Linked DNA regions of Homo sapiens: regions 1, 3, 4, 5 and 6 are each linked to region 2. The links are chromatin contacts, found by Hi-C or POLR2A ChIA-PET in ENCODE. All regions are on one chromosome and are shown on one strand. Each heading gives the region's core, a stretch centred on a gene start or an enhancer-like site at or near the end of the contact. The rest is flanking DNA. Distances are from core to core; before and after follow the strand shown.

The links. A loop is a pair of places that touch in the nucleus more often than their neighbours do. ChIA-PET counts read pairs that join two places held with the same protein, here RNA polymerase II (POLR2A). Pooled maps may share reads with other maps.
Region 1: a loop to region 2 is called in a pooled map, with 4 times the contacts of the local background. The contact joins the promoter of ZSCAN10 here to the promoter of ERVK13-1 in region 2. A Hi-C loop is called at or near these places in 1 of 37 single-sample maps with no recorded cell type and 6 of 50 pooled maps. POLR2A ChIA-PET finds 5 or more read pairs at or near these places in 1 of 52 experiments (A549).
Region 3: a loop to region 2 is called in a map of mammary epithelial cell, with 14 times the contacts of the local background. The contact joins the promoter of PKMYT1 here to the promoter of ERVK13-1 in region 2. A Hi-C loop is called at or near these places in 1 of 168 maps with a recorded cell type or tissue (mammary epithelial cell) and 8 of 50 pooled maps.
Region 4: a loop to region 2 is called in a map of transverse colon, with 37 times the contacts of the local background. The contact joins the promoter of TNFRSF12A here to the promoter of ERVK13-1 in region 2. A Hi-C loop is called at or near these places in 1 of 168 maps with a recorded cell type or tissue (transverse colon), 2 of 37 single-sample maps with no recorded cell type and 12 of 50 pooled maps. POLR2A ChIA-PET finds 5 or more read pairs at or near these places in 1 of 52 experiments (MCF 10A).
Region 5: a pooled map shows a loop between it and region 2 (5-fold over the local background). The contact joins the promoter of ZNF213 here to the promoter of ERVK13-1 in region 2. A Hi-C loop is called at or near these places in 1 of 37 single-sample maps with no recorded cell type and 6 of 50 pooled maps.
Region 6: a pooled map shows a loop between it and region 2 (21-fold over the local background). The contact joins the promoter of E4F1 here to the promoter of ERVK13-1 in region 2. A Hi-C loop is called at or near these places in 1 of 37 single-sample maps with no recorded cell type and 11 of 50 pooled maps. POLR2A ChIA-PET finds 5 or more read pairs at or near these places in 2 of 52 experiments (A549 and Panc1).

The regions. Positions count from the first base shown.
Region 1 is chr16:3,097,325-3,101,076 of GRCh38, forward strand. It overlaps ZSCAN10 (zinc finger and SCAN domain containing 10), which reads right to left and starts at 1,970. Exons shown (of 6, transcript NM_032805.3): 1 at 1,866-1,970. RefSeq lists an enhancer at 2,723-2,772 and a silencer at 2,933-2,992.
Region 2 is chr16:2,671,572-2,674,880 of GRCh38, forward strand. It overlaps ERVK13-1 (endogenous retrovirus group K13 member 1), which reads right to left and starts at 1,868. Exons shown (of 3, transcript NR_040023.1): 1 at 1,712-1,868; 2 at 1-999. LOC124903627 (a long non-coding RNA gene) reads left to right here and starts at 1,552. Exons shown (of 2, transcript XR_007064945.1): 1 at 1,552-1,654. RefSeq lists silencers at 1,519-1,838, 1,849-2,238.
Region 3 is chr16:2,978,756-2,982,389 of GRCh38, forward strand. PKMYT1 (protein kinase, membrane associated tyrosine/threonine 1) reads right to left here and starts at 1,691. Exons shown (of 9, transcript NM_004203.5): 1 at 1,531-1,691; 2 at 893-1,157. The coding sequence starts at 902. RefSeq lists enhancers at 381-1,257, 1,258-2,133, 2,134-3,010 and silencers at 1,425-1,654, 1,665-2,024.
Region 4 is chr16:3,018,583-3,021,920 of GRCh38, forward strand. TNFRSF12A (TNF receptor superfamily member 12A) reads left to right here and starts at 1,786. Exons shown (of 4, transcript NM_016639.3): 1 at 1,786-1,909; 2 at 2,633-2,737; 3 at 2,973-3,107; 4 at 3,189-3,338. The coding sequence starts at 1,816. The coding sequence ends at 3,244. RefSeq lists enhancers at 200-795, 1,564-2,208, 2,115-3,314, 2,854-3,338 and silencers at 1,635-1,854, 2,705-2,874.
Region 5 is chr16:3,132,549-3,136,321 of GRCh38, forward strand. It overlaps ZNF213 (zinc finger protein 213), which reads left to right and starts at 2,481. Exons shown (of 6, transcript NM_004220.3): 1 at 2,481-2,839. ZNF213-AS1 (ZNF213 antisense RNA 1) reads right to left here and starts at 2,334. Exons shown (of 6, transcript NR_110900.1): 1 at 2,082-2,334; 2 at 302-394. RefSeq lists enhancers at 2,062-2,231, 2,242-2,431 and a silencer at 2,542-2,771.
Region 6 is chr16:2,221,746-2,225,071 of GRCh38, forward strand. E4F1 (E4F transcription factor 1) reads left to right here and starts at 1,846. Exons shown (of 14, transcript NM_004424.5): 1 at 1,846-2,025. The coding sequence starts at 1,869. RefSeq lists silencers at 1,541-1,680, 1,971-2,060 and enhancers at 1,741-1,910, 2,141-2,280.

The DNA of each region.
Region 1 (3,752 bases), core at 720-3,219, 430 kb after region 2:
ACACACAGTATCTTCCAAGCCCCTCACCCCTACCCCGGCTCCCCTGCATCTCCCAACCTCAGCCACCTGGGGAAGGACTCTGACAAAATGGAACGGGAAGTTCCCTGCCCCAGTCCCATCCCATCCAGGTGTTGAGGGGCTTCCTAGCGTTAACCCTCAAGCTCCCAGTTTGGGAGGTGGATGGGGACAGGGTGGGGCCAGATAAGCGAAGACAAAGTGAGAAATCCAGATTTCAACCCCTGCATGTGTGAGAGTGTAACCACCCCCGAGCCGGAACTACGCTTTCCTGCCCTCTGGCATCCACTCCAGGCAGCCCCCATCCTCCCACCCCATCTCTCCCCACTAGGGCGATGGAGTGCCTCAATCACAGATGAGCGTATTTCTCTGCCTGGCCTGGGAGTAGGAGCTGTGTCTAGTTCAATGAGTGTTCATCCAGCACTTGAAGTTGCTTCAGTGTCTGTTAGCAGAAATTAGGGAATGGCAGTGATTCTGGCCATCTCGAAGGAAAGCATGTAACAACGTCTAGGACAGAAAAAGTCTGTGATAAATGATCAGAAAAATGGTGTTGTGAGGCCGGATGCGGTGGCTCATGCTTATAATCCCAGCATTTTGGGTGGCCAAGGCAGAAGGATTGCTTGAACCTGGGGGGTCAAAGCTGCAGTGAGCCATGTTCGCGCCACTGCACACCAGCCTGGATAAAAGGCGAAGACCCTGTCTCAAAAAAAAAAAAAAAAAAAAGAAAGAAAGAAAGAAAAGAAAAGAAAAGAAAAAAAAAGAGTGGGGGAGGGGGAAGAAAATGGGATTACGTTTCACTGGTTTTTAGTAGCATGCACAAAATAACAAGAAAACTAATCACTGCTCATCCATTGCCGTGCAGGAGCAGCGGGCAGGTACTGAGTGTCTGGCGATTAAGCTCATTTCATCCCAGTCCAGCCCACGCACGAAACAATCACTTCTCCCTTTGCCAAGTGCAAAGACCAAGCTTTGCACTTGGTGACATGCTCAGGGTCACACCAGGTGGAGCCAAGGTTTGCTTTAGGCTGAGAGTGTAGGTCTAGAACACAGTGCCAAAGCTCTGAAACAGAAAAGGAACTGATCTCCATCCTGCTCTGTGCCATTTTCCTAGCCTTAGCCGAAATATCACAGCATGAAACAGAAAAAAAATGAAGATTCCAAATTTCAGCTCTCAGGGCAAGCCACACAGGGAGGCCGGAATCTCCAGGTGAGATCTCTCCAAAAGGTTTCAAAGAGGTGGAATTCGAGACAAGTTGGCTTCAGAGAATCTCTCCCTCCCCCCAGATCTCCAGGACAAAAGCTCTGTTAATATGCACCTCTGTTGGGGGTGGGCTGGGTAGGGAGGCAGGCAGAGGCTCTACAGCCACCATCCAACATTTGAGCAGCTTAATTTGGAGCCCGGGGTGGAGGTGCTGCCACGAGACCCACCCAGGTCACCTGAGAGCCCAGAGTTGGGGAAGGCGGCAAAGGTGGGGTCCTCAGCCGGGAACACTCCCTTTCTCCCTGGACACAGTTGGCAGCTGCCTGATTTGTTGTTTGTTGGAGGGGCCTCCCTCCGCGTGCTGGGCTGAGTGGACAAGGCCCATCAGTCCACCTGGGAGCACGTGAAGCCAGCCTTCTTCAATGTCACAGGAAGTTCTGCGATCTCCCTCGTCCCCAACGCCCCCATCGCGACAGGTCCACCAAGCTGGCTGGCACGAGGCTCCCCAGCAGACCCTCTACATCCTCCCAAGACTCTTCCAGCCCCCACCCCAGCACCAAGGCCTGGAGCCTCCCCTGCTCTCTCCAAGCTGCTGCGAGCTCCTAGCACCCGTCCTGGCAGCCTGCACCCCGACCTCCCTCCAACTCACCACTCGGAGTCCCCACTACACAGGCAGAGATGCTGGGGGGTTTTCTGAGGACTCCAGGGCCAAAGCCAGCCTCCGCCAGCCTGGGGAAGGGCTCTGGGAAAATGGAACAGGAAGTTCCTTGCCCCAGTCCCATCCCATCCAGGTGATGAGGGGCTTCCTAGAGTTAACCCTTAAGCTCCCAGTTTGGGAGCGGGATGGGAAGAGGGCGGGGCCAGTGACATGAAGACAAAGTGAGAAATCCAGATTTCAATCCCAGCCTGTGTGAGAGTGTAACCACCTCCCAAATCAAGACTGGCCTGGTGCCCCTTGCAGGTCTGCCCGTCTTTCCTTTGGGCTAAGAGCTGCCATTTTTAAATGCCCACAGTGTGCTGGCTTCTTTGCTAGGCTTTTCATTCACGTGACTACTCTTTGCAATGGCCTCCTGTGTGCCAGGCACTGTTACAAAGCAGGGGCTAAGGACACAGAGAGAAACTGAAGGAATGAGGCCCTGCTCTCAGGGGCTTACATTCTAGGGCAAAGGAGCAGCGACGGTGCTAGGAAAAAATGGAAGAGGAGGATGTGATGGGGCAGAGTTTGCTCCATCTACACGGTCACCTAAAGTCCTCCCAAGTCCTGCCAGGTGGCTTTTGTCCCAACTTTACCGATGACGAAGCAAGGGCTCCCCGGGAGGGAAGTGACCTAACCAACAGCGTTTGGCCCCAAACTAATTCCATCCCTGTGCTTAAGGTGCCTTCTTGGGTTGTGCCCTTGGCTGCAGCTGGTGCCTTCCTGAGCGTTCTGAGCCCCCGGGGAGCCAGGACCACCTCTCAGGTGTTGGCCGTTCCCCCGGCCTAGACCCCTCGGTCCGTTGGGGCCAGGACCCTCCTGACTGGCTCATCTGACGGGTCTTTGTTTTCCTGCACTTAACACCTGAGCTCATCCTGTTCCTACTTCAGTTGTCTAGTGCTCCCTTCGTACGACGGTCTTTCTCCTTGGTCTGCTCTGCATTCCCCGCGTCCCGCGCCTCGCTCTCCCAGTCGCGGGCTCCTCCCACTCCATAGTTTGTTCAGGGGCGGGGCCAGAAAACCCCGCCCCCAGGGAAGTGGGCCTGAAGGCCAAGGGGCGGGGCGGGGTTCTGTAGGGACGGAGGGGGCGTGTCCGGGGCGGGGCGGGGTGCTGTAGCGCCGGAGCGGGTGTGGCCTTGGCGGGACCAGGCAGCCATTACAGTCTCGGAAGCGAGAGGCGTGGGGCCTGTCTCATCATGCCCGGTTCATTTTTTTTTTTTTTTTTTTTTTTGTAGAGATGGGGTTTCATCATTTTGGCCAGGCTAGTCTTGAACTCCTGAACTCAGGTGATCCACCTGCCTTGGCCTCCCAAAGTGCTGGGATTACAGGCATGAGCCACCGCACTCAGCCTCTTTAATCACCTGAGGTCAGGAGTTCAAGACTAGCCTGGACAACATGGTGAAACCCCATCTCTACTAAAAATTTTTGTTTCTTTTAAAATTGTAATTTTCCCAATTCCACTTATTTTATTTTATTAGAGACAAGGTCTTGCCATATCTCCCAGGCTGGACTCAAACTCCTGGGTTAAAGTGATCCTCCCATCTCGGTCTACCAAGGAGCTGGGACTACAGCTGGGACTCCATGCCATCGAGCGTTCTTTCCCTCTCGTTGCTGAATGATTTTCCTCATTACATCAGTTATTCATTCTGCTATGGGTAGCCCGTGGGCAGTTTTCAGTTTGGGGCTATCTCTAGTGGTTCTCATATGTCTCTGGTGACCATATATGGGACAGCAGTCTGAAGTAGGTGAAGAGCAGAGTGAGAGGTTAGGTTTATCTTTGGGAGGTAAGGACTGCACGTGTGTACTCCGAGGTCTGAGGCCACCGAGGAAGCCTCAGGGACTG
Region 2 (3,309 bases), core at 618-3,117:
ACGGCATGTTCTCACATACGTACACATGGGGGAATCCAGCTGACAGAGATGCAAAACGCTTGTTCGTGACACTTCCTCATGTGGAAATCCATCTTGCATTCTATCATTCTTGCTCACTGGATTCCAGTGTTTTTGTGCAAAAAAGCCATCTCATGCGAAGAAAACTGCAGATATGAAATGTCCATCATGTGGAACTGCCAAGGCCATGAGAAAATTTGCTGTTTCCTCTTCCCGTGGATGACACCAAATACACACCTTGCATTGGAACAGCGTTACTGGGTGCGAGTTAACCTCACAAACTTCGCCATGACTGTCACTGGGTGCAGGTTAACCCCACAAACTTTGACATGACTCTCGGCCCCAGCCTCCACTGAGCCTCGCCAAGCCGCCTAATTCATGGTTTTGCGTGTTAGCCAGGGCACTCTGGGGTACAGCCACACATGTCGAAATAGCGAAAGGCATCCCTTTCAGCCCTCCAACTTTTTCTCAACAGAACCTTCTTCCTTAACACTTCGGATTATTACGCATCTCTACAAACTCCACGAGTGAGCTGCAGAAGGTTCAAGAGCCTCCTGATGTAGTTACAAAATTCAGTGTCACTCTGCATTTTTCTCAAAAGAGGGCCCATACCTTCCCCGGTCTCTACTAAAAACACAAAAATTAGCCGGGCATGGTGGCACACGCCTGTAATCCCAGCTACTCGGGTGGTTGAGGAAGGAGAATCGCTTGAACCCGGGAGGTGGAGGTTCCCGGGTCAAGATCGCGTCACTGCACTCCAGCCTGCGCGACGGCAGCGAGACTCCATCAAAATAAAATAAATAAATAAACAAAAGTCGCATCCTGGAAGATAAGGAATCAAGTAAACTTCTTGGGTTTTCCTTCATTTAAAATATTTGCCTTTTAAATCCAATTTTAAAGCCATGTAGACGTTCTTCCATCACCCACTGCACATCGCATGCAAGGCATAAATTTTTAAACCGTCGTCCCCAGACTGTAGAACTTAGCATATGGAAAACATAAAAACACGAGGGATACTTTTAGCGACAGAGAGAAAATAAACACCAGCGATACATTTAGCAAAACATTTCACCCAACAAGTGGTTTGTTTTGATCCTTCCCCTAAAATCCCTCCTACCTGTCAAGCTCACTTTCCCCTCGGTGATCCTGCACATTCGGCCTCCCAGGGGCTTCCCACAACGCTGAGCACAGCCACGGGCAGCAAAAGCACCCAAATGCCCCTTGGCCGGGCCGTGAAAGGCGAGTTTTCCCGACCAATGTCATCAAGAATCTGGAAAAGGGGGCCCAGGAGCATCAGGTGCTTTCAGCAAGAACTTGCACCTTCTGCTTCTCTCGCAGGCGGAGGCGCCAAGGACCCCGTTCCAGGTGGAAGCCCAGGGCGGTTCCTCTACAGACAGAACCGAAAGGTAACCCTGGAGGCTCGGCTCCAGGCTGCGCCAAGCCGAAAACAAACTTTCCAGGCACTTCCACCCCGCTGGGCCGGGTGACACCTCCCGGCCTCCCCCGCCCTCCGCGCGTCTGTCAGCGCCCCCGGCCAGGCCGCCGCCCGACGCAACCCAGGCCCGGTCTCCCCGCCGCAGCCAAGCAGCGCCCTCGGCCGGCGCCCGCCATCCCCGGCCCGGCCGCCCGGCCGCAGGTAAGGCGGCACCCGACCCTCGGGACCCCGGGCCGCCCCGCCTCGCCGCGCGCTCACCAGCTAGGTGGTGGTCCTGGCTATGGGCCTCGCGTCTGCGCGGGCGCCTCCCCCGAAGCGCTCCGCCGCTCGGGGCCTCCTCAGAGTCCTCCTTCCCTAAGCTGAACTCCAGCAACGGCGGCCCTCACGCTGTGCCCGCGACGCCCCGCCCCCCGCGATGCCCCCGCCCCCCGCGACGCCCCGCCCCCGCGCGACGCCAGGCAGGACTTCCGTCGCACCGCCGCCGCCGCCCGCGCCCATTGGCCGCGCCCATCGTCCCTTCGCCGCGGTCTGAGTGGGCCCCGCCTCTGCCCCAGCTGCATTTCCGGGTTGGGGCCTGGCGGGCGGGAGAGGCCCGGCCCCGCCTGGGCAGGGGGACCTCGCGCGAACCAATCCCAGGGCCCCGGGGGCGGGGCTCTGCGGGGGTGGGGCGAGCTGTCATTCCCAGCTCCCAGACCGGGAAACTGAGGCTCAGAGGGGACCTGGCTCCGGCCAAGGTCACGCCCGAGGTAATAGCGGGGCTGGGCTCGAACCCGGGGCTCGGACTCCGGAGCCGGCTCTGCGTAAATGCGGAGGCGCAACTTTGCTAGTTTCACAACTAACAAGCGTTCACGGAAGGAAATCTGGGCTATAAGTCACATTCATAAAGCGGAAAACAACCAATCCTACCACTGTCCATAGTCCTGGAGGCAGCCTCAGAACTTCTGTCCTTACCTATAAATGATTTTGTGGCGGTTTTTTTTTTGTTTGTTTTTCTTTTTGTAGTTGTTAATGTCAATCATGATTTTTTGCTTGTGTTTTTTGTATTTTAGGTTTTTTTGTTTGTTTGTTTTGAGACGGAGTCTTGCTCTGTCGCCAAGGCTGGAGTGCAGTGGCTCGATCTCTAGTCACTGCAACCTCCACCTCCTGGGTTCAAGCAATTCTTTTTTTTTTTTTTTTTTTTTGAGATGGTCTCGCTCTTTCCGCCTGCCTCGGCCTCCCAAAGTGCTGGCATTAGAGGCGTGAGGTACTGCACCCAACTGAAATGGGTTAACTTTTTTTTTTTTTTTGAGACGAAGTCTCGCTGTGTCACCCAGGCTGGAGTCAATGGCAATTTCACTGCAACCTCCACCTTCTGGGTTCAAGCAATTCTCCTGCCTCAGCCTCCTGAGTAGCTGGGACTACAGGTGCGTGCCACCACACCCAGCTAATTTTTGTATTTTTCGTAGAGATGGGGTTTCACCATATTGGCCAGACTGGTCTCGAACTCCTGACCTCATGATCTGCCCACCACGCTTCCCAAAGTGCTGGGATTACAGGGGTGAGCCACCCCGCCCGGCCAACTTTATTTTTTTTTATACTGACACATGGCCATGCAGATCTTGAGTAATGAACAGAGAAAAGGGAAGCAGTGAAGGAGAAACAACTTGAGGAAATTGTACACGGTGAACTTTAGAACACAGAGCCTGGGGTGGAGGAGCCTCGGGGCAGGGGCCAAGGGTGACAAGAAGGCTGTCCTGTGAAGAAAGCAGCTGAGCAGGCACCAGGGGCAGAGAAGACAGGGGCAGCTGAAGGGCAAGGAAGAAAGGACAGTTCTCAGTTGTCCTGGAGGCCTCAGTGGCAGCCAGAATGCTTGGCCA
Region 3 (3,634 bases), core at 441-2,940, 310 kb after region 2:
AAAAAAATTTAATTGGATTGGACCGTGGAACACTTTATGCCCCAAGGTATTGTTTGTTTGTTTGTTTTTGAGACAGGGTCTCACTCTGTTGCCCAGGCTGGAGTGCAGTGGTATGATCTCGGCCCACTGCAGCCTCCGACTCCCAGGTTCAAGTAATTCTCTTGCCTCAGCCTCCTGAGTAGCTGGGATTACAGGCGTGTGCCAACACACTAGAATAATTTTTATATTTTTAGTAGAGATGTGGTTTCACCATGTTGGTGAGGCTGGTGCACCAAAGTATTATAAAAAACAATAGAGCGGCTGGGTGTGGTGGCTCACGCCTGTAATCCCAGCACTTCGGGAGGCAAGGTGGGTGGATCACTTGAGGTCAAGACTTCGAGACCAGCCTGGCCTACATGGTGAAACCCCATCTCTACTAAAGATACAAATTTTTGCCGGGCGTGCTGGTGCATGCCTGTAGTCCCAGCTACTCAGAGGCTGAGGCAGGAGAAATGCTTGAACCCAGGAGGTGGAAGTTGCGGTGAGCCGAGATTGCGGCATTGCACTCCAACTGGGCGACAAGAGCAAAACTCCATCTCAAAAAAATATACATAATAGTAAATAAAAAATTAAAAAGAGCAGTCTCCAGTACCTGAGGGAGTACAGGGGTGAGGGGAGCGATGCTACCTGGGCCTGGCTGGCAGGCTGCCCTCCATCTTGTGGAGACTCTTCCTCTGACTCTAACTACCTCAGAGTCCCAGCCCAGGGTTTCTCCAAGTCAGGAGCCAGGGTGTTGGGATCCTGGAGGTCACTGGTCACAAGCACAGCCTCCAGGCCCAACCCTGGCACACTCGGGGACCTGGGCCTGTGCATCTTAACCCAGTTCTCCCACCGTCCCTGCCCTACGACTTACGTTCTAGCATGACTGGCCTGGCCCAACAGCCTCAGTGGTGGGACGGGGGAGGCAGGAGCAGGGGCTCCCACGTGAATCCAGGGTGTCCCTGAGCTAAGGCCAGGCGGGGGTGACCTCCGCAGCTTCCGGGGCCCTGGGCGATCGGGCCGTCTCGCCTCACCCTCTCACCAGGCCCGACACATCTGCTGGCCACCTTTCCCGGTAGACGGTAAGTTCCTCCCAGGCAGGGCCGCGGCTGACTTCACTCCGTGGGTGTGGGGAAGCCCTGGCGAACAGAGCAGTGGACGGGCTGTCACGAGGGAAGAGGGGCTGTTGCAGAAGAAGAGAGGCTGTCCCGGGGCAGGGGCTGTCACGGAGGAAGGACTGTCACGGGGAGGGCGGCGGCGCGGGGTTGATGGACAGCAGGCGGGGTCTCCGGGAGGGGCGAGTAGGGCGGGACCGCCGCTGGGAAGGGGCTCGAGGCAAGGGAACCAGGAATTGGGGAGGACGGGAGGCAGGGGCTCGCGGGGGCGGGCCTGAGGGGACGCGAGCGGGCCGCCGGGGAGGCCTGAGGGGCAGGGGTAACGCAGACCTGGCGAGGCGGAGGGGAGCGGCGAGGTGGCCACGCCGAGGCCCCTCACGGCGGGGTCTGGGCTCACCTGGGGCGACTGGGCGGGGCGCGGGTCCGCGAGGGCCCAGATTCCGGGTCCGCGGAGGCCACGGGACCCCTCGGGTGGCTCAGCGGGCCGGAGTCTGCCGTCGACTGTTCCGGACGCCCGGGCGGAGGACTCCCGTGAGGGGGAACGGCCCGTGAACGCGCGCGGAGCTGCTCGCGCCAAAAATTCCAAACCGGCCTCGAGGCTCCTCCCCCTCCCCAGTGCAGCCCGTCAGGGGTGCCCGGGCTCCGAGGCTCCGCCCCTCGTGCTGCGTGCGCGCCGCCGAGCCGCCCCGCCGCTCACTGCGCAGGCGCACAGGATTCTCCGCGCTGGCCCGGGGCGTGGGTGGCGGCCTGGTTCTGAGTCGCTGCGCGGGGCTTCAGCCGCCCAGTCCCTGGGACGCCCACTGCCCTCCAGGCCTCGCACCCGACACCCACCGCCCTCGCTGGGCTGGCGTAGTGTTTGGGTCCATAAAAGGGACCGCCATCCCGGTGCTCGGAGCAGGCGTAGCCCCAGGGTTACTCCGGGTAGGACCAGGAAGTCCCTACGGCCTCCTGGGTCCCGGCACCCCCCTTCTCACTCCGGCCGTGTTCTGAACCAGGGTCGCGGTGGGAGGCCAGACGCACGACCCCCAACCCCTAGCGCACGGCTTCGGGAGCCAGAAAAAGCCGCCTCTTCCAGGAAGCTCTCCAGATAGGCAGGACTCTGCTTGGCCTGACCTCGCCTGCCTGCAGCTTCCCTGCCAACAGGCCTCAGATACTTTTTTTTTTTTTTTTAGACAGGGTCTCACTGTCACCAAGGCTGGAATGCAGTGGTGCAGTCCCCAGGTTCAGGCGGTTCTCCCAACCTCAGCCTGCCGAGTATGTGAGATCACAGGCGCGCGCCACCGCACTCGGCTCATGTATTTTATTTTTAGACAGGGTCTCATTCTGTTGTCCAGGCTGGAGTGCAGTGGGGCGATCTCGACTCACTGTAACTTCCGCCTCCCCCGCTCAAGCGTTCCTCCCACCTCAGCCTCCTGAGTAGCTGGGACCACAGGCGCGCGCCACCACACCCAACTAATTTTTGCATTTTTTTGTAGAGACGGTGTTTTACCATGTTGGCCAAGCTAGTGTCGAACTTCTGACCTCAAGCGATCCGCCCGCCTCGGCCTCCCAGAAGGCTGGGATTACAGGCGTGAGCCACCGCGATTGGCCGCAGGATCATAGTTCACTGCAGCCTCGAGCAGCCACTTCCGGGGCAGCTCCTCCATTCTCTGAGTTTGAGACTTGCTCTCAGCTCAGATCCCTTCAGCGCTCTCCTGGCTGAACGACCTTGGGAATGCACTGAGCCTTTCTGAGCTTCGGATTAGTCTCCTCTCCTGGAAAAAAAAAAACAGCTGAGGACGCTGGGATGATCCCCTAAAGTGATTAGCAGGGGCCCTCGCGGAGCAAGTCGGGCTAGGGATTGTTCCTTCCCTCACCGAGGGGCTCTTTATCTGTTTAACTGGGTGGGAGGAGTACGCTTCCGGCCAACCCTCCCCCAAACGCTGGCCTTCTCACTCTCACCTCTCCTTCCGCCTTATTTTTGCTATTGCCCTGATCTCTGTCCGATGTTCTATCTTTTGTTTGTGAGTTTACTTGTTGACTACCTGCTCCTTCTAGCCCTGGCCTCCAGAACCAGTCCCCCAAACCCTCCATCCTCCCCAAGTCTCTGACAGGTCATGGACTGCAAAGCTTCCCACCCATTCAGTTCCTGCACCCTCTGTAAACGTTCTGTGCATGGAGCAGCAGTGTGGGGGAGGAGAGGCTGGGATCCTGGCTGGGGGCGGCAGCCCACCTGCCTGCACCTTTCCTTGTCCTTCGCATCTCTGGCGGCTGTGCCCCAGTGACTCAGGCAGGATCCTTGTTGATGACTCCAGACTGGCCCCCAGGAGGCCTGGGGCACACACAGGCCCCTCCCCAGCTGCCTAGGGCTACCTCTGCCAGCCCCATCTCCCCAACAGGTCCCCTTCCAACCGCCCATTTTTTAAAGTCTGATTCACAATGATAATTAAAAAAAAAAAAAAAAAAGCATGGAAACACATGCTTCCGATGTAAATTTCACTGTGTGAGGAAAGGCTGTAATA
Region 4 (3,338 bases), core at 536-3,035, 350 kb after region 2:
TTCACTGTGTCACCCAGGCTGGAGTGCAGTGGTGCGATCACGGCTCACTGCAGTCTCGACCTTCTGGGCTCAAGCGATCCTCCCGCCTCAGCCTCCTGAGTAGCTGGGACTACAGGCAGCACACGCCACCGTGCCCAGCTAATTTATGTTTTGTTTTGTATAGACAGGGTCTTGTTATATTGCCCAGGCGTCTCGAACTCCCGGACTCAAGCGATCCGCCCGCCTTGGCCTCGCACTGCGCTGGGATTACCGGCTTAAGCCACCGCGCCCGGCCAGATAATATTATTTTTATGTTGCTGGTTTTTTGTTGTTGTTGTTGTTTGTTTTTGAGATGGAGTCTCGCTCTCTCGCCAAGGCTGGAGTGTGGTGGCGCGATCTTGGCTCACTGCAAGCTCTGCCTTCCGGGTTCACGCCATTCACCTGCCTCAGCCTCCAGAGTAGCTGGGACTACTACAGGTGCCCGCCACCACCCCCGACTAATTTTTTTGTATTTTTAGTAGAGACGGGGTTTCACCGTGTTAGCCAGGATGGCCTCGATTTCCTGACCTCGTGATCTGCCCGCCTCGGCCTCCCAATGTGCTGGGATTACAGGCGTGAGCCACCGCGCCCGGCCTGTTTTGTTTTTTGAGATGGAGGCCCTCTCTGTCGCCCAGTCTGGAGTGCAATGGCGCTATCTCGACTGACTGCAACCTCCGTCTCCCAGGTTCCAGAAATTCTCCTGCCTCAGTCTCCCGAGTAGCTGAGATTACAGGCGCCCACTACCACGCCCGGCTAACTTCTTTCTTTTTTTTATTTTTAGTAAAGACGGGGGTTCACCAAGTTGGCCAGGCTGGTCTCGAGCTCCTGACCTCAGGTTTAATTGTTATACCCCCCGGGCCCTTAACAAAGCTGTAGTGGCCAGGCTAACCTGGGCAACATAGTAAGACCCTGGTCTCTACAAAAAATACAAAAATTAGCCGGACGTGGTGGGGCAGGGCCTGTGGTCCCAGCTACTTGGGAGGCTGAGGTGGGAGGCTCACCTGAGCCCAGAGAGCCGTGATCGTACCACTGCACTCCAGGCTGAGCAAGAGTGAGACGCAATCTCAAGGGGAGGTGGGGGGAAGGAAGCTGCAGTGATCTCTGCATGGATTGGTCGTGTGTCTGATTTCTTTTTATTGTTTGTTTGTTTGTTTATTTATTTATTTATTTATTTATTTATTTATTTGAGACGGACTCTCACTCTGTCGCCCAGGCTGGAGTGTAGTGGCGCGATCTCGGCTCACTGCAACTTCTGCCTCCCGGGTTCAAGAGATTCTCCTGCCTCAGCCTCCTGAGTAGCTCGGATTGCAGGCGCGCGCCACCACGCCCGGCTAATTTTTGTATTTCGAGTAGAGACGGCGTTTCACCACGTTGGTCAGGCTGCTCTCGAACTCCTGACCTCGTAATCCGCCTGCCTCAGACTCCCAAACTGATGGGATTAAAGGCGTGAGCCACCGCGTCCGGCCGTTCGTGTCTGATTTCTATATGTGCTGCCGAAGCGAGCACTCGTGTCTAATTTTTGATTTCCCCACACCACGCACGCTGGACTAGATCACCGGCTGGGCAAGGAAGGGGGTCTGCGTCCCTGCGGGGTCCTGGCAGCTCCCGCGCCAGGACTTTGTTGAATGAATGACTGAACTGAGCGGGCGCCGCGGGGCGGGGCGTCCCGAAGCGGACCTCAAGGCGGGCGGAGGCGAGAGCTCCGCCCCGGAAGGCGGGGGCGGGGGCGGGGCGGCGGCCGTGGGTCCCTGCCGGCCGGCGGCGGGCGCAGACAGCGGCGGGCGCAGGACGTGCACTATGGCTCGGGGCTCGCTGCGCCGGTTGCTGCGGCTCCTCGTGCTGGGGCTCTGGCTGGCGTTGCTGCGCTCCGTGGCCGGGGAGCAAGCGCCAGGTACGCGGGACTCCGGGGTCGGGGAACCCCGGGCCGGGGCTCGGGAGCCGGACTGGGTGTCTGGAGAACAGCGCCGAACTGGGGGAACAGGCGGATGTGGGGATCTGGGGTCAGGTGGCCTTCAAACAGCTCGCTCCCGGCTGTGGGAAGTTCCATCACTCTCCAAGCTTCATTCACAATCCGGGCCTCAGTTTCTCCCACCGTCCAATTGGGGTTGGGGGGGGTCTTCAGTTCCACAAGTCCGAAGTACTTCGAATGGAGAGAGAAAGTGAGTGAGGGCGGGATGTTTAGTCTAGGAAGGGGCACGCCCCCAGCCTGGTCCGTACAGGGTCTAACTAGCCCCAGTGATCGACGAGTTGGGGAGGCCGTCGAGAGGCACTAGGGTCTGTGCCCTCTATACCATGTGGGGTGCCCCCTTCCATCCGGTGACTTCAGTGCCCAGCTATGCGGGGGGAGGGACTGGGGTCGGGCCCGGTGCCCAGGAGTGAGTCACCCGCCGGCGGCAGGGGGGTTGTGGGGACCTGACCCCCCCCACCCCCAGCGTCCCGCGCTACGCCCTCCCTCCCGGAGCTGCCGTGTCCCGGTCGGGCCGTGCGGTCACCTGTGAGGAATGCGCGGGGAGGGCGCCGGTGACTCACGTTATTCGAGCCGGCCGACCCTGACCTCAGACCCCAGAATAGCCGAGTCCCGCCCCCAGCCTCTGACCCGAGGCCCCCTCCCCAGGCACCGCCCCCTGCTCCCGCGGCAGCTCCTGGAGCGCGGACCTGGACAAGTGCATGGACTGCGCGTCTTGCAGGGCGCGACCGCACAGCGACTTCTGCCTGGGCTGTGAGTGGGGGGCAGGGCCAGTGGCCAGCGGACCCCAGACTGGGAGGGAGGGTGGCTGGTGCGCAGAGCGGGGCCGAGAGCTTTGCATCTGGGAAATCATTCGGGAGGAGGTGGGAGCTGGGAGGGGGCTCCGGTCAGGGAGGAGGCCACGTTTGGGAGAAGGCAGAAGGCTCAGTCTTAGGGGGCGGGGCTGGCCTGGAGAGGGGCGAGGTCTGACTCCGAGTCCCGCCCCCAGGCGCTGCAGCACCTCCTGCCCCCTTCCGGCTGCTTTGGCCCATCCTTGGGGGCGCTCTGAGCCTGACCTTCGTGCTGGGGCTGCTTTCTGGCTTTTTGGTCTGGAGACGATGCCGCAGGAGAGAGAAGTTCACCAGTAAGTGTGCCCTGGCCTGCCCAGCCCTGTCAGCACTCGACCTTTTCTCTGCTGCTGACGACCCCACCTCTTATCTTGCAGCCCCCATAGAGGAGACCGGCGGAGAGGGCTGCCCAGCTGTGGCGCTGATCCAGTGACAATGTGCCCCCTGCCAGCCGGGGCTCGCCCACTCATCATTCATTCATCCATTCTAGAGCCAGTCTCTGCCTCCCAGACGCGGCGGGAGCCAAG
Region 5 (3,773 bases), core at 1,231-3,730, 460 kb after region 2:
CACTCCAGCCTGGGCAACAGAGTGAGACTCTGTCAAAAAAAGAGAATATTCCAATGAAAATAACAACAGACAATTCACAAAAGGATAAATAGAAATAATACTGGAAAAAAAGAAAACATATCCAGCTTCTCTAGAAATCAAGGAAATGGTAACTATATTCATGGAATTTCTCCCATTGGGCTGTTGCACAGAATGAGCGCAAGACGTAAAAGACTTAGCTCAATGCCTGGCATATAAACACTCTATACATGGTAACTATCATGATTTAAAAGTTTAATAGGATGGGTGCAGTGGTTCTCACCTGTAATCCCAGCACTTTGGAAAGCTGAGGCAGGCGGATCCCTTGAGGTCTGGAGTTCAAGACCAGCCTGGCTAACCTGGTGAAACCCCATCTCTACTAAAAATACAAAAATTAGCCTGGTGTGGTGGCGTGCACCTGTAATCCCAGCTACTAGGGAGGCTGAGATGGGAGGATCGCTTGAACCTGGGAGGTGGAGGTTGCAGTGAGCCATGAAATTGCACTACCGCACCAAAAAAAAAAAAAAAAAATTTAATTACTGTGGACCTTATGGGGACGCTACATCAAGCTGTTTCCCAATTGAATTGGAATGCCACAACAACGGCTGAACACTGTAAATGTCCAAATCTGGAGGAACAGAGGAAGGTAAACATTTGATTCTCAAGTGGAAGTTCAAAGCATTACATTCTTTCTGGAGGACAGTTTGGAAACATGTACACAAAGTAATCTGGCAATTCCATTTCTAGTTTTTCTCAGGGAAATGTTCAAGCAAATGAATAAAGGTGTACGTAGAAGCATATCTGCAAATACAGAAAGATGGAAAAAATCTAAATGTCCAAGGGTGGGGGACTTAAAATATGAAAATTCCGCCAGGCACGGTGGCTCACGTCTGTAATCTCAGCACTTTGGGAGGCCGAGGCGGGCAGATCACCTGAGGTCAGGAGTTCGAGACCAGCCTGACCAACACGGAGAAACCCCGTCTCTACTAAAAATACAAAATTAGCCGGGCGTGGTGACACATGCCTGTAATCCTAGCTACTCGGGAGGCTGAGGCAGAAGAATCGCTTGAATCCAGGAGGCGGAGGTTGCAGTGAGCCAAGATCGCGCCACTGCAGTCCAGCCTGGGTGACAGAGCGAGACTCTGTCTCAAAAAAAAAAAAAAAATATATATATATATATATATATATATATACACACATATATAATATATATTCACAGGCATATAACTGTCTGAACAGTAAAACTGTAAGAACACACTAAAACATGAATAGTACTTATTCCTGGATGGTCGTATTAGAAATGTTTTTTACCTTCATTCATTAAACAAATATTTACTAAGCATCTACCATGTGCCAGGCACAATTCTAGGTGCTTGTCATAGGGCATTAAAAAGTGTCTGCCCTCATGAACACTTATCGTTGAGTCGTGGGAAACACGTATATGTCAGGTAGTGATAAACATTAGGGAGAAAAGTTAACGCCGAGCACAGGTTGTTTACAGAGCTGGGGAAGGCCTCCTTGAGGGGGTGACATATGAGCAGAATGAGGGAGCAAGCCTTGTGGCTATCACGAGAAAGCTATCTTTATGGTTTTCCAATTAATTTTCTAAATTTTCTCTTCCAAGCATGCAACACCTACATAATTAAGACAAAACAAACCAAAAAAACTCTTTCCATTTATGAAAGAGATCTGGAGCCTGAAATCATCTCCGGGTCGAGGCGTGGAGAGAGTGGGAGAGGATCCGAGGGTATGGAAAGGACCCCGAGCCCCCCTGCTCTAGATCCCTCCGGGCCGTGGGACCCCTGACGCCCAGCAGCAACTCGTGGACAAAGCAGCTGGTGAGAGAACGCGGGACTCCGGCCAGGTCAGTGTCCCGCTTGCCGCGTCCTGCTAAGGCGACCCGAAGACAGAGGATCGCCGCAGGAGGCTCCGCGCCCCTTACCCGAGGGCACTTCCCAGCAAGCTCGACGCCTCTCCAGGGAATTGGGAGGAGCGGGACCCAAGAGGCTAGAAAAGAGTCTCCCCGGCCCGAGCTCCACGGCCCGCGGCCTTTCGGCCCTCACCTACTAGTTGGCAAAGAAAGACCGTGGCAGAAGGAAGAGGCCGCTCCAGCGCATCCCTTCGGGCGGAGCAGAAGCTCCACTTGTGGCTAGGCCATGTGCCCTCTCCGTTCCTCGGGCCAGCCTTGGCTTCCCCTTTTTGTCGCTCAAGGGCCAGGGTCGCAAGGAAATGTGAAAAAAAAGCGGAGACAAAAGAGAACGAGGTAAATCTAGATGCAGAGCCTCGCCTTTCCTCCCGGGTGCAGGTGTATGACGCGTATGGAGTTTCTGTCTTCTAATAGGCAGCCTGAGAATTCTTCCTGTTCATTGGCCATCGGTCATGGAGAAGGCGGGCTCAGTGGACGAACGGCTTTCTGGGAGCTGGGGAATGCTTGCGTAGCGTAGTTTCCCAGCGAGCCCCGCGAGGACTTCCGGCGCCGGGAGCTCGCGGCGGAAGTGGGATCTCCTGGGCCGTAGTGGGCGTTGTGTGTTTCGGGGGCGGGGGCGGGGGCGGGGGCCGGGGCGGGGACGGGGCCTCTGGCCGCCTGGCTCCAACATCAAGCACCGGGCTCCGAGTGGCCGGGATCAGCGCCCCGAGGCAGAGGCCGGAGGGCGCGCGCACTGCTAGGAAGTGCTGGTCCCCCGCGCCGCTCTGCCAGCTTGGTCCCCCGGCAGACGCCCCTGTACGATCGCCGCTCGCCCCGCGGGCGAGGCTGCGGTGGACAGCGCGGGGCTCCGGCTGGCTCGCCTTCCCGCCTGCCGTGTCCTGCTGAGCGACCCTGGTGAGTCCTGGCCCTCTTCGAGGAAAGTCTTCTTCGAAGTCACCAGAGGATGAGAATGGTGCGCGCACCTTTCAGGGGTCTTGTGAGGAGCAGAATAAATAAAGTGCTTAGGATGGACTAAAGAATTGGAAACAACCCGAATGCATCACTCGAGTATTGATTAAGAAACTAGAGCATATCCATACCGCGGAAGCTCATAGTGCCGCTAATGTCTGTGCAGTAAGGTCTCATTTATGTAGAAACACATCAAGCACCTTTTCTCCCCGCTATGGATGACTTTTTTAGTAAAAGCACAGGAAAAGGTCTGGGACGTCATTTGTCAGACTGTTAAGTCGGGGGGTACAATGGTATTGAGGAAGGGAGAGTTTTACAGATTTCTATATTGTTTGAATCTTCCCTTTTTTATTAAGATGGTTTGTATTTTTTTCATTTTCTTTTTACTTTTCTTTTCTTTCTTTTTTTTTTTTTTTTGAGATGGTCTCACTCTGTTGCCCAGGCTGGAGTACAGTGGTGCGATCATAGCTCATTGCAACCTCAAACTCCTGGACTCAAGCAATCTTTCCTCCTCAGCCTCCCCAGTAGCTGGGACTACAGGAGCCCCACCTGGCTTTTTTTGTTTTTTGGTACAGATGGCGTCTCACATTGTCTTCCCAAAGGGGTCTTGAACCCCTGGCCTCAAGCAATCATCCTGTGTCTGTCTCCCAAAATGCTGGGATTACAGGCATAAGCCACCAAGCCCGGCCAGTTTGTATTTTTATTGTTGAAACAAAAAATCGATTACTGAAAATTGCATAATACACTTTTCAGTAGAGAGTAACAATGTAAGGTATAAATGTGTCATACATTTATATGTACCTGTGGATAAATGGCTTTGGATGGTGTCTGTAAGCCCTTCTGTGACACCTCAGGGCCAGATGTGTTTTGGAATTCAGAG
Region 6 (3,326 bases), core at 596-3,095, 450 kb before region 2:
TCAGGAGTTCTATAGCAGCCTAGGCAACATGGCAAAAACCCATCTCTACAAAATATACAAAAATTAGCTAGTGATGGGCACCTGTAGTCCCAGCTACTTGGGTGGTTGAGGTAGAGGCTGCAGTGAGCTGAGATCACGGCACTGCACTCCAGCCTGGGCGACAGAGCAAGGTGCTGTTTCAAAAAAAAATCTGGCCAGGCTCGGTGGCTCATGCCTGTCATCCCAGCACTTTGGGAGGCCAAGGGGGACGGATCACCTGAGGTCAGGAGTTCAAAACCAGCATGGCCAACATGGTGAAACTCCGTCTCTCCTAAAAATATAAAAAAATTAGCCGGGTGTGGTGGCAGTTGCCTGTAGTCCCAGCTACTCAGGAGGCTGAGGCAGGAGAATCGCTTGAACCTGGGAGGCGGAGATTGCAGTGAACCAAGATCGTGCCGTTGCATTCTAGCCTAGGTGACAGAGCGAGACTCCATCTCAAAAAACAAAAACAGGCCGGGCGCGGTGGCTCATGCTTGTAATCCCAGCACTTTGGGAGGCCGAGGCGGGCAGATCGTGAGGTCAAGAGCTTGAGACCATCTAGGCCAACATGGTGAAACCCTGTCTCTACTAAAAATACAAAAATTAGCTGGCCATGGTGGTGCACTCCTGTAGTCCCAGCTACTCGGGAGGCTGAGGCAGGACAATCATTTGAACCCAGGAGGCGGAGGCTGCAGTGAGATCGCGCCATTGCACTCCAGCCTAGGTGATAGAGTGAGACTCTGTCTCAAAAACAAACACCCCAAACAAACAAAAACCAAAAACAACCCCCATCTCCAAAACCAAAAATTCAACGTGGCTGGGAGTCGTGGCTCACGCCTGTCATCCTAGCACTTTGGGAGGCCGAAATGGGAAAATGGTTTGAGGCTAGGAGTTTGAGACCAGCCTAGTCTAAACAGCAAGACCCTGTCTCTATTTAAAATACATAATGCAAATAAATTTTAAAAAATTTAAAAAGTGGCTGGGCACGGTGGCTCACGCCTGTAATCCCAGCACTTTGGGAGGCCGAGGCGGGCGGATCACGAGGTCAGGAGATCGAGACCATCCTGGCTATCACGGTGAAACCCCGTCTCTACTAAAAATACAAAAAATTAGCCTGGCGTGGTGGCGGACACCTGTAGTCCCAGCTACTCAGGAGGCTGAGGCAGGAGAATGGCGTGAACCCGGGAGGCAGAGCTTGCAGTGAGCCGAGATCGCGCCACTGCACTCCAGCCTGGGCGATAGAAAGAGACTCCGTCTCAAAAAAGAAAGAAAAAAAAATTAAAAGTATATAAAAGAATAAAACAGCTTCGCAGAGCTACCCATGAGCCATCCCCGACCCGTGTTCTTTTCCCGTGACCCGGGTAACCATCTTGGGAGGCTCTAACACCCTAGGCGGTCAGTGGGCAGCAGGCACCACACCCCTGGTTGGAGCTGTGGCGGCTTCCCAGCAGCAGCCGCGGGCGGGGCGACCTGTCCTTAGGTACGGAAGCGCTGGGGCGCGGCTGCCTAGCAGCCGCCAGTCCGCTCGCCCCTCGCGTTCTCTGGCTCTCAAATCCGAGTGCAGCCTCGAACATAGGTCCTTCTGCCGCCCCGCCCCCTGGCTGGCAATCTGCTCCACCGTAACCACGCCCTCCCCACAGTCCCGCCCCATCTTCGCTCTCAGCGCGCCCGGCCCCGCCTCTGCCCTTTAAGGCCACACCGCTATCCAGGCCCGGCTCCCCGCCTGTCCGTCAATCCGCTCCGGTTCTGCCCCGCCCTCCTCTTGCCGTTCCCTCACGCTGGCCTCGGCGCGGCCCGTTGTTATGACGACATGGTCGTAAATCCGCCATCTTCCTGCGGCGCGTTGCGACATGGAGGGCGCGATGGCAGTGCGGGTGACGGCCGCTCATACGGCAGAAGCCCAGGCCGAAGCCGGGCGGGAAGCGGGCGAGGGTGCAGTTGCGGCGGTGGCGGCGGCCTTGGCCCCCAGCGGCTTCCTCGGCCTCCCGGCGCCCTTCAGCGAGGAAGGTAACCGGGCCGACCCGGAGGGTGCGGCCGGGGTGCGGGCAGTTCATCCCGGGCTGGCAGAGGCCCGGATGGCCCGAGCTGCGGGCTCGACCGACCCTCCCAGACCCAGACACCTCGCGGATCTCGCGGGACCCTCACAGCCCTCCACGAAACCCCCAGGTTTGCTGCGACCCTCACGGGCCTCTCCTGCGGGGCGCCTGTCATCCCCCCTCTCTGGTGTGCGTCCACAAGTGCTCGCGGGTTGCTGAGCCCCCGGGCGCCCGGTGTAGACATTCGCAGACGCCGGCGTCCCGGCCCTTCTCTGCCTCCGATGCCTGAGCCTGGCCCTCCCCTCCTCTGGGCCCCTTCCTCCTGCACCTGATGGGCGTCTAGGGCCCTGTTGGTGGTTCCAAGAGGGTGGGGCCTCGGTTTCTCCAGGATCTGGGCTCTGGGCCTGTCCGTAGGGAGGCAGCAGAGCCTAGTGCAAGAGGGCTGGTGCACTGCAGCCAGCCTGTGGCCCCTTCCAGTCCCACACTTGCCGCTTTCTAGTTCTTTGATCCTGGGTAGGTGACCCTACCTCTGTGAACCTCTATTTCCCCTACAGAATGGGGCGGCGGCTTCTGCCAGTAATGTAACAAGCCCTTATCCTGCTTTAGGTTTTTTCATTCTCAAACCAGTCCTGACAGGTGGATGTTATTGTTATTCTCATTTTGGGGATGAGGAAAATCGAAGGTTGGAGACCTGAAAGTGACCGGGTGGGCTGGGTGCGGTGGCTCACGCCTGTAATCCCAGCACTTTGGGAGGTCGAGACGGGCGGGTCACGAGGTCAGGAGATGGAGACCATCCTGGCCAACATGGTGAAACCCGTCTCTACTAAAAATACAAAAAAACAAAATTAGCCGGGCGTGGTGGCGGGCGCCTGTAGTGGGGAGGCTGAGGCGGAGAATGGCGTGAACTCGGGAGGTGGAGCTTGCGGTGAGCCGAGACCGCGCCACTGCACTCCAGCCTGGGCGGCAGAGCCGGACTCCGTCTCAAAAGAAAAGAAAATGACCAGGGTCACCCAGGTAGTTAAGTAGCAAGGGTTGGATTGGATCTCAGCACTGTGAAGGCCTTCACAGCCCCTTTAACTTCCGGGCTCTGCTGCCTCATAGAAGCATCATGGGAATTAAAATAAAGATTGTGGCCAGGCGCAGTGGCTCACGCCTGTAATCCCAGCACTTTGGGAGGCCAAGGTGGGTGGATCACCTGAGGTCAGGAGTTCGAGACCAGCCTGGCCAACATGGTGAAACCCCTTCTCTACTAAAAATACAAAAATTAGCTGG